Regions from separate parts of the Homo sapiens genome. Here region 2 is linked to region 1. A link is an interaction called in ENCODE POLR2A ChIA-PET data of the cell type or tissue named here. Cell type or tissue: MCF 10A. All regions are shown on one strand.

Region 1 (5,000 bases):
ACAGCTATTTCCGTTCTCTCATTCAGCGTTTACAGATTATACACAGAAGACTTTGACCTATTTGTTAATTCAACAAATCATTATTGAGCACCGACTATTTGCCAAGCACTGCTGTGGGTGTTAGGAATATGGTAACAAACAGAACACAGAAAAATCCCTCCTTTCCTGGAATCTACATCCTCGTGCAAGGCAGATAACAGAAAAATCGGTAGGATATAAAGGATGTTAGACAGTGGTATGTCCTGAAGAGAAAAAAATACGAAGGTGGGAAAGGTGGTTTATTTAGAAGGTGGTTTTTGAATAAACACCTTCAAGAAGCGAGGGAGGAAGCCGCGCGGATGTCTGGGGGAGAAGCCTTCCTGATCAAGATACCCTGTGGGAACAAATGATTTTTTCTGACAGAGAAATGGCCGGGGTCTTTCTGTCCTGCAGTTCATCATTTGGGTTCTTGTCCTTTATCACTTCCTACCAGTGGAATTTTTTTCCCAAGGAGAGTTGACTAGAGCTCTCCTGCAGAAATGTCGAAAGGCGATCATATTTTTCAATGAGAAATGAATCACTCAACATACAAGGTTTATAACATGAGGGAGACCAGGGCACATAGGGCACTCATTTTCTCCTGGGATCAGGGGTGCTGGCAGGAGAAATGTGGTTGGCTCTCTGACAGAAAGATTTGTGGAGCAATTTGTCTCTGCTTGAGGCCACAGGACAGAGAGCAGGGAGGGGGAGGCCAAATATTAGCTGAAAGAAGGGAACTCAGACCCAGGAAAAAATGAGCAAATTTTCTTCTTTATGACTGGGTATCTGCTTCTCCATGGCTATGTTTAGCATTCTACATACTGCTTGGATATAAATCCCAGCTTTTCTAATTCTTAGTCGGATAATCATAGGCAGATCACTCAATCTCTCTGAGCTTCATTTTCCATCTGTAAAATGGAAATGATAATAATAGTAGCTATCTCCTAAGGTTGATATGGAGGATTAAATGAGATTGTAGAGGTAGAGACTGTGTACTTTGTGTCTCAAACATAGCGACTGATCAGTAAGTATGCCATCATCATCACATCACTATCACCACCACCATGATCATTAGTTCCTGAGCTTAACAGGAAACAAGTTCAGGGGTAGAAAGGCATTATTCAGTACTTCTTTAAACATCAATCAGTGTCTCACAGAGCTTGGTACTGAAGATTCAGCTTAAAGGCTGTCTAGATAAGTAAACAAACCCCACGCTTTGGGAAGGTAGGAGAGGGTTAAGGATTTTCAGGAAGGTGGTTATGTACAAATGGGCTTCCTTGGCACCAGAGAAGGGGAAGGGAGAAGGAAATGGAGACGTTTTTGTGATATCAAAGTCACCTGTGAGACAGGATGCTGAGTCGATGATGACCAGGAAACTGCTTGATGTAAACGTCTGTGAAATGATGAAGAGGCCTGTGGTGAGAACCACCCAGAGGCCAAATAACCTCATGTGGCTGCATTCTGTGTCTCTTTAGTCTCAGTTTGTTCTCAGTTGCATGGAAACAACCAAAGTTGACAACCAAATCTTTCAGCTACAAATCTACCTCACAGCTCAAATCTACCTTAGAGCTAATCTGAGCGTGCAGGTGTCTCTAAAAATAACCATGTTACATTCGTTTTGTTGGGAGGCTCTGTCTAATAGTTAAAAATGCTCGCTAGCTAGTCAGGCTGAACTGACCTGAGTTTGAATCCTGGCTCTTTTTTTTTTTTTTTTTTTACTAGTTGTGTAATTCTGGACAAGGTAGATAATGTCTCTGGGTCTCAATGTTCTCATTTGTGCAGGGACATGATAATATCTACCTAATAGGGTGATTACGGAGATGAAGCGGGATAATGCAAATAAAATACTCAGCACAGTGCCCAGCACACAATAAATGCATGTTGGTGATTATGACCGAATCTTTTGTATGAATTGTTTTCTGGTTAATGGGGAAATAAGACAAAAAAATGTAGAGGAAGAGAAGGGAAATAAGAGATATGGAAAAGAGGGGCAGGATGTTAAAAGCTGATCCTGGAGACAGGTACTTGGTGATTGCCAAAAAAAAAATAAAATCCTGAGAGAGAAAAAGGATAAAGATGGCAGAGACTCAGAGGCAGAAGCTCAGCCTTGTTTTTTGCCAAGCTTTCATCCATCTGGCCTTGGCTTCTGTGCTTGCTTTTCCTTCCAAGTGGCAGCTTCCAAGCCTGACGGTGAAACCCAGGGCCGGGAAATAGAACATCTCTGGATCACCCTAAACTTCTGCACTCAGTGAAGGCATTTAAGAAATAAACATATTCTTCTTTTGCAATATAGAATTCCTTTGAGACTAATACAAGAGACAAGCCTGTCAAGTGAGTCAGCAGTGACCACAGGCTGATATAATCCAATTGCTTTTTGGCTGACAGCTCAGGCAGAGAAAAATTCACTCTGATGCAAAGGTAAATGTAGTTTAAATCTCAACACAAAATTCTGATCCTCCCTAATCAGCTTCTATTCCCAGTCTATGATGACCCCAGACACCAGAAATAGCAGAAATACCATTAATACATTTCCTACTGTTTGGGGTATAATAATTTAATCATTGGTAAAGGTAAAATGTTCAAAGGGTAGAATAATTCAGATTATTTTCAGGGTCTAAGAAAAAAAAATAGGCCAGGTGTGGTGGCTCACGCCTGTAATCCCAGCATTTTGGGAGGCTGAAGTGGGGAGATCACATGAGCTCAGGAGATCGAGAGCAGCCCGGCCAACATGGTGAAACCCCGTCTCTACTAAACAAATACAAAATTAGCCGGGTGTGGTGGTGTGCACCTGTAATCCCAGCTACTCGGGAGGCTGAGGCAGAATTGCTTGAACCTGGGAGGCAGAGGTTGCAGCAAGCCGAGATTGCACTACTGCACTCCAGCCTGGGGGACAGAGTGACAGTGTGTCTCAAAAGAAAAAAAAATGAAAAAAAGAAGAAAGAAAGAAGAAAGAAAGAGAAGAAAGAAAAAGAAAGAAAGAAAGAAAGAAAGAAAGAAAAAAAATAGAATATCTTTCCTCAGAATTGGATAATAGTAGATATTCTAGTGCACCATCCAGCACAGATGGACATACAGAAAATGAACATAAACTTGCATAAGTGATGAGATAATCTAGAAAAATACAACACATGGTTAACTATATCCTTTTTTTCTTTTATGGGAAGAATGGCTGGTCTGAATAGACTCCTATGGTGTTATGAATTCTAATCAACTACAAAACCAGAGCGAAACTGAAGTTCTAAAATGGATTTTCAGTATGATCTCTTCTGATGAGCCTTTGCAAACACAGTAATTTAAGACACCAAGTTGAAGCCTGGATCTGCATATCAAAATGTAGGGCACGCTTACTTAGGAGGAAGATCAAAGGGCAGTTTTTACATTATAGAAAAAACTAGCTTAACCCTGAAAAATAATTGCTTTTATAAAAAATTAAATCATTTGAAGTCATGTATTATGATCAACCCCATCTGTTCAACACACACACACACACACACACACACGTTTTTAGGAAAGATGAGAAATTAAATGTTCATTTCAAATTGTTGCTAAATTGCTTTCCTGAGATGTTATATCCTGGACCTCCGGGATGGCTATGATTGGAATCTGTCTGCCTTTATTTCTAACATGAAAACACCATGGCCCGCCTGTGCAGAAGGTGACTTCCCAGGTATCTGAGCACCTTGGGGAAGCTAATTTCTACAAACCGCAAAGGAACTCTCTTATTTCCCTATTCAGGCCCCTACCTTGTATTCAGCACTTTACTTCAGCCTGCCGAAGGCTGAACTTCCTTCAACCCCTTTGAGCCCTCATCTGAGGTCCATAGTTCCTTAGCTGGTATTGCTGAGGCTGTAGCACATCCTCACTCACCCCTGCCAGGGCCTCAGCTCATCACACTGCTCATTTAGCTATGAGCTTGATGTGCAGCCCAGGGTGACACTCAGAGAAAACAGAGCCTTCTCTTCTTGGTTGGGTATAATATTTAAGCTAAGGCCTATGCTTTAAGATTTGGGACTCAATTTTGCCCTTTCGATCTGTCTATATCAATACCTGAAAGCAGTTTTTCTTGAACTCATTTTACTTTGATTTTGAGATCCGCTTTTGATGCTTCTTATTTAATAAGGCACAGGCACAGGCCTACATTCATTATTTAGACTAGAACTGATTTTGCACTTGATGTTAAGAGAAAAAACTGGCACGCTTGTTCAGGGTAATTGCATAGAATGAAATGAATGCAATTTATGTAAAGCATTATTGAAGGAATAAAAAACTTCCAAGGTAAGCCTGTTAAATCATTCATTTAGTAACTGACTGACATTTGCACAGATCTGGATCCTGCGCTTTGCCAGATTTTAAAGCAAAGCAAAGAAACAATTACCTAAAAGTGGTGGTGAAAAACAGTATTGTAAGAAATCCTGGAAGGTGGATCTATTTTAAGTGATTATTCTCTCTTAAATAATGTAATTCACAGACTATGGAACTAGGCCCAGGGAATCATCTCTCAGCCTGTCTTCACCTGGCAACCTTAGGCATTCCAGCATTAGAAGATAAGTGCAATGCCAATGACACCAACCACTTCTTTTTGAATGATTATCTCTTATTCTTTTAAACATTTATATTTCATTTTATCATTAAAGTTTTTGCTATGCACGCACTACACAGGTGCAGTTAGGCTTAAAGTCTAAGTCTAGGATTCTAGCTCCTTGAGAAATACTTGTTTCTCTTTTTTTCTCTCTTTTTATTTTTTTAATTGAGACGGGATCTCCCTCTGCCGCCCAGACTGGAGTGCAGTGGTGTATCTTGGCTCACTGCAACCTCTGCCAGCCAGGCTCAAACGATTCTCCTGCCTCAGCCTCCCGAGTAGCTGGGACTACAGGCGCGACCCACCACATCCGGCTAATTTTTTTGTATTTTTAGTGGAGACAGGGTTTTACCATGTCTGCCAGGCTGCTCTCGAACTCCTGACCTCAGGTAATCCGCCCACC
Region 2 (5,000 bases), 330 kb before region 1:
GAAGGAATTTTGCAGATGTAGTTAAGGTCCCAATCAATGGACTCCAAATCAAAAGAGAGTTTGTTGTGGGCTTCATCAGGTGAGCCCTTTATAATAGGGTCCAGACTTTACCTGAAGGGAGAGATTGTAAATATGAGAGATGCTCTTACACTGGACTTGAAGCAGTTTCATGTTGTGGGGAGGGTCACGTGTCAGGAAACTGCCTGTAGGAGCTAAGGGCTTCAGTCCTCTGACCATAAAGATCAGAATCCTCCCCCCGCCAAAGAAAACAAAACCTAACAAATAGACTAGAAAAAGACTTCGGATAAGATTTCAGCTCCAGTCAACACGATGATTATCGCCTTGAGAGACCCTGAGAAGACCCAGCTAAGCCATACCTAGACTACTGACCCATAACCATAGAAATTGTGAGATAATAAATGTGTGTTGTTTTAAGATGCTAAATTTGTGATAATTTGTTATACAGCAACAAAATTAATACAAGCCCCAATCATAATTTGAGCAGGTTTCTAAAACAGAATTTGAGAAACTGATTCTAAAATTGTCTACAAAGATAAAAAGAATAACAGCCAAAACAATCTTGGAAAAAAAAATAACACATTGGAGGATCCACAGTACCTGACTTTAAGAGAGTCTATAAAGCCACAGTAATGAAGATAGTGTAGTATTAAAACAAGGGAAAAACACGTCAACGGCAAAGAAGAGAGGGTCCAGAAATAGGCCCACATTTTATATCCAGTTGAGGGGAAGAAAACCCAACCCCTCCTCACACTGGAAACAAAAATCATTTCAAGATAAATTGCAGATCTAGAGCTTCTAGAAGAAAACAGAAAAATATGTTCCTGACTTGTTAGTAGGCTTTCTCTCTCTCTCTCTCTCTCTCTCTCTATATATATATATATATATATACACACACACATATATATTTAGGACAAAGAAGGCAATAACCAAAAAATTTAAAATTTAACAAATTATAATTCATCAAAATCAAAACCTCATCAAAAGATACCATTCAGAAAAAGAAATGGGAAGCCACAGAGTGTGATATTTGCAAAATATATCTGACAAAGAACTTGTATCTAGAATACATACATAAAAAACTTACATCTCAAATAGACAATAATCCAGTGTCAATGAGGAAAATTTGTCTTTTCAGCAAATTCTGCCGGGTCAGCTGGATATCTACATGCAAAAGAAGGAAGCTGCATCCCTATCTCACACCAGACACAAAAACTAAGTGGATCAAAGACCTAAATATAAGAGTAATGACTATAAAACTCCTAGAAGGAAACAGGTGTAAATCTTCATGACCTTGGAGTAGGCACTGTTTTTATTTAGAGATGGGATCTCGCTATGTTGCCCAGGCTGGTCTTGAACTCCTGGACTCAAGCAATCCTGCCTCAGCCTCCTGAGTAGCTGGGATAACAGCTGCATGCCACTGTGTCTACTTTACACAATGGTTGATTGGTTGGTTGGTTTTTTGAGCCTGTTGCCCAGGCTGGAGTACAGTGGCTTGATCACAGCTCACTTCAGCCTCAGCCTCCCAGACTCAAGTGATCCTCCTGCCTCAGCCTCCCAAGCAGCGGGGACTACAGGTGTATGCCACCATACCTGGCTAATTATTTTTTTGTAGGGACATGGTCTTACTATGTTGCCCAGGCTGGTCTCAAACTTCTGAGCTCAAGTGATCCTACCACTTTGGCCTCCCAAAGCACTGGGATTATAAGCATGCACCATTGTGCCCAGCCTGGCAATGGTTTTTGATACAATACCAAAAGCATAAGCAACCAAAGGGGGTGAAAATCAAACAGATAAATTGGACTTCATCAAAATAAAATACTTGTGCATCAAAGATGCTACCAAGGCTGAGCATGGTGGCTCATGCCTGTAGTCCCAGCACTTTGGGAGGCCAAGGTAGGAGGATTGTTTGAGCCTAGGAGTTCGAGACCAATCTGCGCAATGTGGCGAGACCCTGCCTCTATTAAAAAAAAAAAAAAAAAAAAAACAAGAAAAGGGAAAAAAACCCACAAAAAAATACTTCCAAATCATATACATGATATAGAACTTGTATCTAGAACATATAAAGAACTCTTAGAACTGAACAATAAAAAGACAAACACCCGGCTGGGTGTGGCGGCTCATGCCTGTAATCCCAGCACTTTGGGAGGCTGAGGCCGGCGAATCGCATGAAGTCAGGAGTTGGAAACCAGCCTGGCCAACATGGTGAAACCCCGTCTCCACTAAAAATACAAAAGTTAGCCGAGCGTGGTGGCACACGCCTGTAGTCCTAGCTACTCAGGGAGCCTGAGGCACGAGAATCACTAGAATCTGGGAGGCAGAGGTTGCAGTAAGCCGAGATCATGCCACTGTACTCTAGCCTGGGCAATAGAGCAAGACTGTCTCAAAAAAAAAAAAAAAAAAAAAGTAAGGCAGACAGCAGCTGTTGGCAGGGATGTGGAATGGAGAGACGAACGCTTGTGTGCTGATGGTGGGAATGTAAGAGGGTGCAACTTCTGTGGAAAACATTTTGGAGTGGCCAGGGAAGGGCAAGAAGGCCAGTGGGGCTGCAACATGGTGAGTAATCAGACCTGAGGCAGGAGGAGGAGGCTGGGCCTGTTCATGGACAGACTTGGAGGCTCTTTGTTTTTGCAGGTGCAATAAAAAGCCAAGAGAACCACGAACCAGATATACTGGAGATAGCCTGAGAGCCCTTGCTCATGGGGGCTGAGGGTGAGAGGTATCTAGATAATATGTAGGTTTCTGTCCTGTCCAACTGGTTGGCTGGAGCTGCCGCTTCCTGAGGAAGGGAAAACAGAGAGAGGTTGTGGAGGGACATCTCGACTCCTATCTAACCAGGCTAAGTGTGAGATGCTGTGTCAGAGATGAATTACTTTCACCTTTCCCTTTGGTAAAAGAATATCCTGAGTTTTGGCACGGCTTTTGGCTTCTCAATTAAAGACTACATTTCCCTGCCTTCCTCCGCAGTATGTGTGGCCACGAGTAAGTGCTTCCAATGGAATGAAGTAGAAGGAATATGTGTAGCTTCCACGTGACAAAAATGGGACTTGGAAAGAAAAAGAAATGGAGATTATTTCCAAATCTCTGGAAGCCAACATTTTTACAATATATTCTCCTGAATTATATCACAGACCCTAAAAAAAAATACTTTTATTAGCTGGCTCTAGTTTTAATGGAGTGATTAAAAAGACCCCTGTGAGATTTGACAAAATCTGGTCTAGTCAGAATCATACTGCTTGGCTAAACAACCTTTGTCATTATGGAGATGATAATACCTGCATTTTAGCATTAAAAAAAATACATCAAAAGGTGGTTGTCAGATTGTTCAAATCTGGCAAGTTCCATGGTGCACTGAAAGGAGTTGATGCTGATACACAGTGAAAAGCTGCGTGCACGCTGTGGGCCCTTGCGCCCAGAAGGTGCGTGGGCGCTCTGCCACTCACCTGCACGTGCCAATCACAGTTCCTCCTCCGTTCGCAGGTACTGGGTACAGTCTGAAATCTTTTTCAGCTGAGCAGCGTTTAATCTTTCTGAACACATAGGACATGTGCTTTCAGTGTTTAGCATGCTGTTTAGGGGAGGGAAAGGCAGAGTAAATTAAATATATAACATTCCTTTAGCTTTGGGTTACTCTAATGAGAAAGACAACAACTTTCTGTCTACACCTCTTAACACATGTCCACCATGCAATTTGAGAATCAGAACTATTCAGTCTCATGCAAGATCCTCTTTAAAGATAATATTCTCAAAGGTCACAGGAGGTTCTTCCCAGAAGACAATTTGAGTCTTTAGAGATCCTTAGGAACACAAATAGAAGAATGCTTCGGAAGAAAAGAGGTAGAATGAAAGGCCTGTGTCGGGAGAAATCAGTGAGACTGAGTGACGTGATGCACACTTACATCTTCAATTCTGAGTATAGAGCAGGGAAGTCACAATGTGGACACACCGTCCAGTCATCTTTCAACATGTGTCGACCCTGGAAACAGGATGTTTAAGAGTTAAATTCATCTTTATTTTAAAAACTCCCACTGTTAGTCAATTTTTTTTTTTTTTTTGACGGAATCTTGCCCAGTCACCCAGGCTGGAGTGCAGTGGCACATTGTTGGCTGTCTGCAACCTCCACCTCCTGGGTTCAAGCGATTCTTCTGCCTCAGACTCCTGAGCACCTGGGACTACAGGCGTGCGCCACCATGCTTGGCTAATTTTTGTGTTTTAAGTAGAGACAGCATTTCACCATGTTGGCCAGGCTGGTCTTCAACTCCTGACCTCAAATGATCCGCCTGCCTCGGCCTCCCAAAGTGCTAGGATTACAGGCATGAGCCACTGTACCCTGCCTGTTATTCAATTATAATAATTGAATTCCAGTTATAAGTCAGACCTCTAAATTATAAAATCATTGCTATTTCACATGTGTGGGTAACAGAGAGACAGCATTAAAAGGATTAAAGCTAGGTTTTACTTATCAGATTCATGTTTAAAGGAATAATATTCAGTTTTGTGATATTACCTGAATTTAGTTTTCTTTAAAATAAAGCTTAAATTAATCCAGTGAATTATAAATAACCTGATATGTTAAAGTTCTCTGATACTAGGTCTCAATATTATAATAAAAACTACTGCTTATTAAGTGCTGCAGCCTGCCAGGATGGCACCAAGGAATTGTGTAGCTCGTCAATCTGTGGTTGATTCAGTAGGCAGGTGTTACTACAGAGGACTGAGCCCGGGATAGTCTGATCCCCGAGTCTGTGCTATTTGGTCCTGCAGTGATAGTGCCTCCACTATTATTATTTGCTTTGAATATCACCTTTAACTGTATTGACTATGAAATAAAATGCTAGATGTTGCAGGAAATTTGAGGGATAAGATTATTTTAAAAGTGAAGAAAATATTGACATACATCAAGTATTCAAATGGGTTACAAATATATATGCAAAGAAAGGGAAATTACTATAAAGGAACTCACTGTTGCAATGCAATATGGG

What was found. Peaks named below come from ENCODE experiments on the same cell type or tissue, not always from the same donor. Only the 100,000 strongest peaks of a DNase experiment are listed, where the experiment ranks them.
Region 2: POLR2A ChIA-PET joins it to region 1 with 5 read pairs; 2 of 35 experiments call an interaction of 5 or more read pairs at or near these places.

Annotation. Positions count from the first base shown.
Region 1 is chr4:38,946,009-38,951,008 of GRCh38, reverse strand. No RefSeq gene overlaps it. Among named protein-coding and RNA genes, the nearest start is that of MIR574, 80 kb to the right of the region's middle. In MCF 10A, no CTCF peak of the experiment used is centred here; DNase peaks (open chromatin) are centred at 648 and 2,288.
Region 2 is chr4:39,277,125-39,282,124 of GRCh38, reverse strand. It overlaps WDR19 (WD repeat domain 19), which reads right to left. Exons shown (of 37, transcript NM_025132.4): 34 at 4,982-5,000; 35 at 3,918-3,994; 36 at 3,462-3,586. The coding sequence ends at 3,475. Among named protein-coding and RNA genes, the nearest start is that of RFC1, 87 kb to the left of the region's middle. In MCF 10A, no CTCF peak of the experiment used is centred here; no DNase peak of the experiment used is centred here.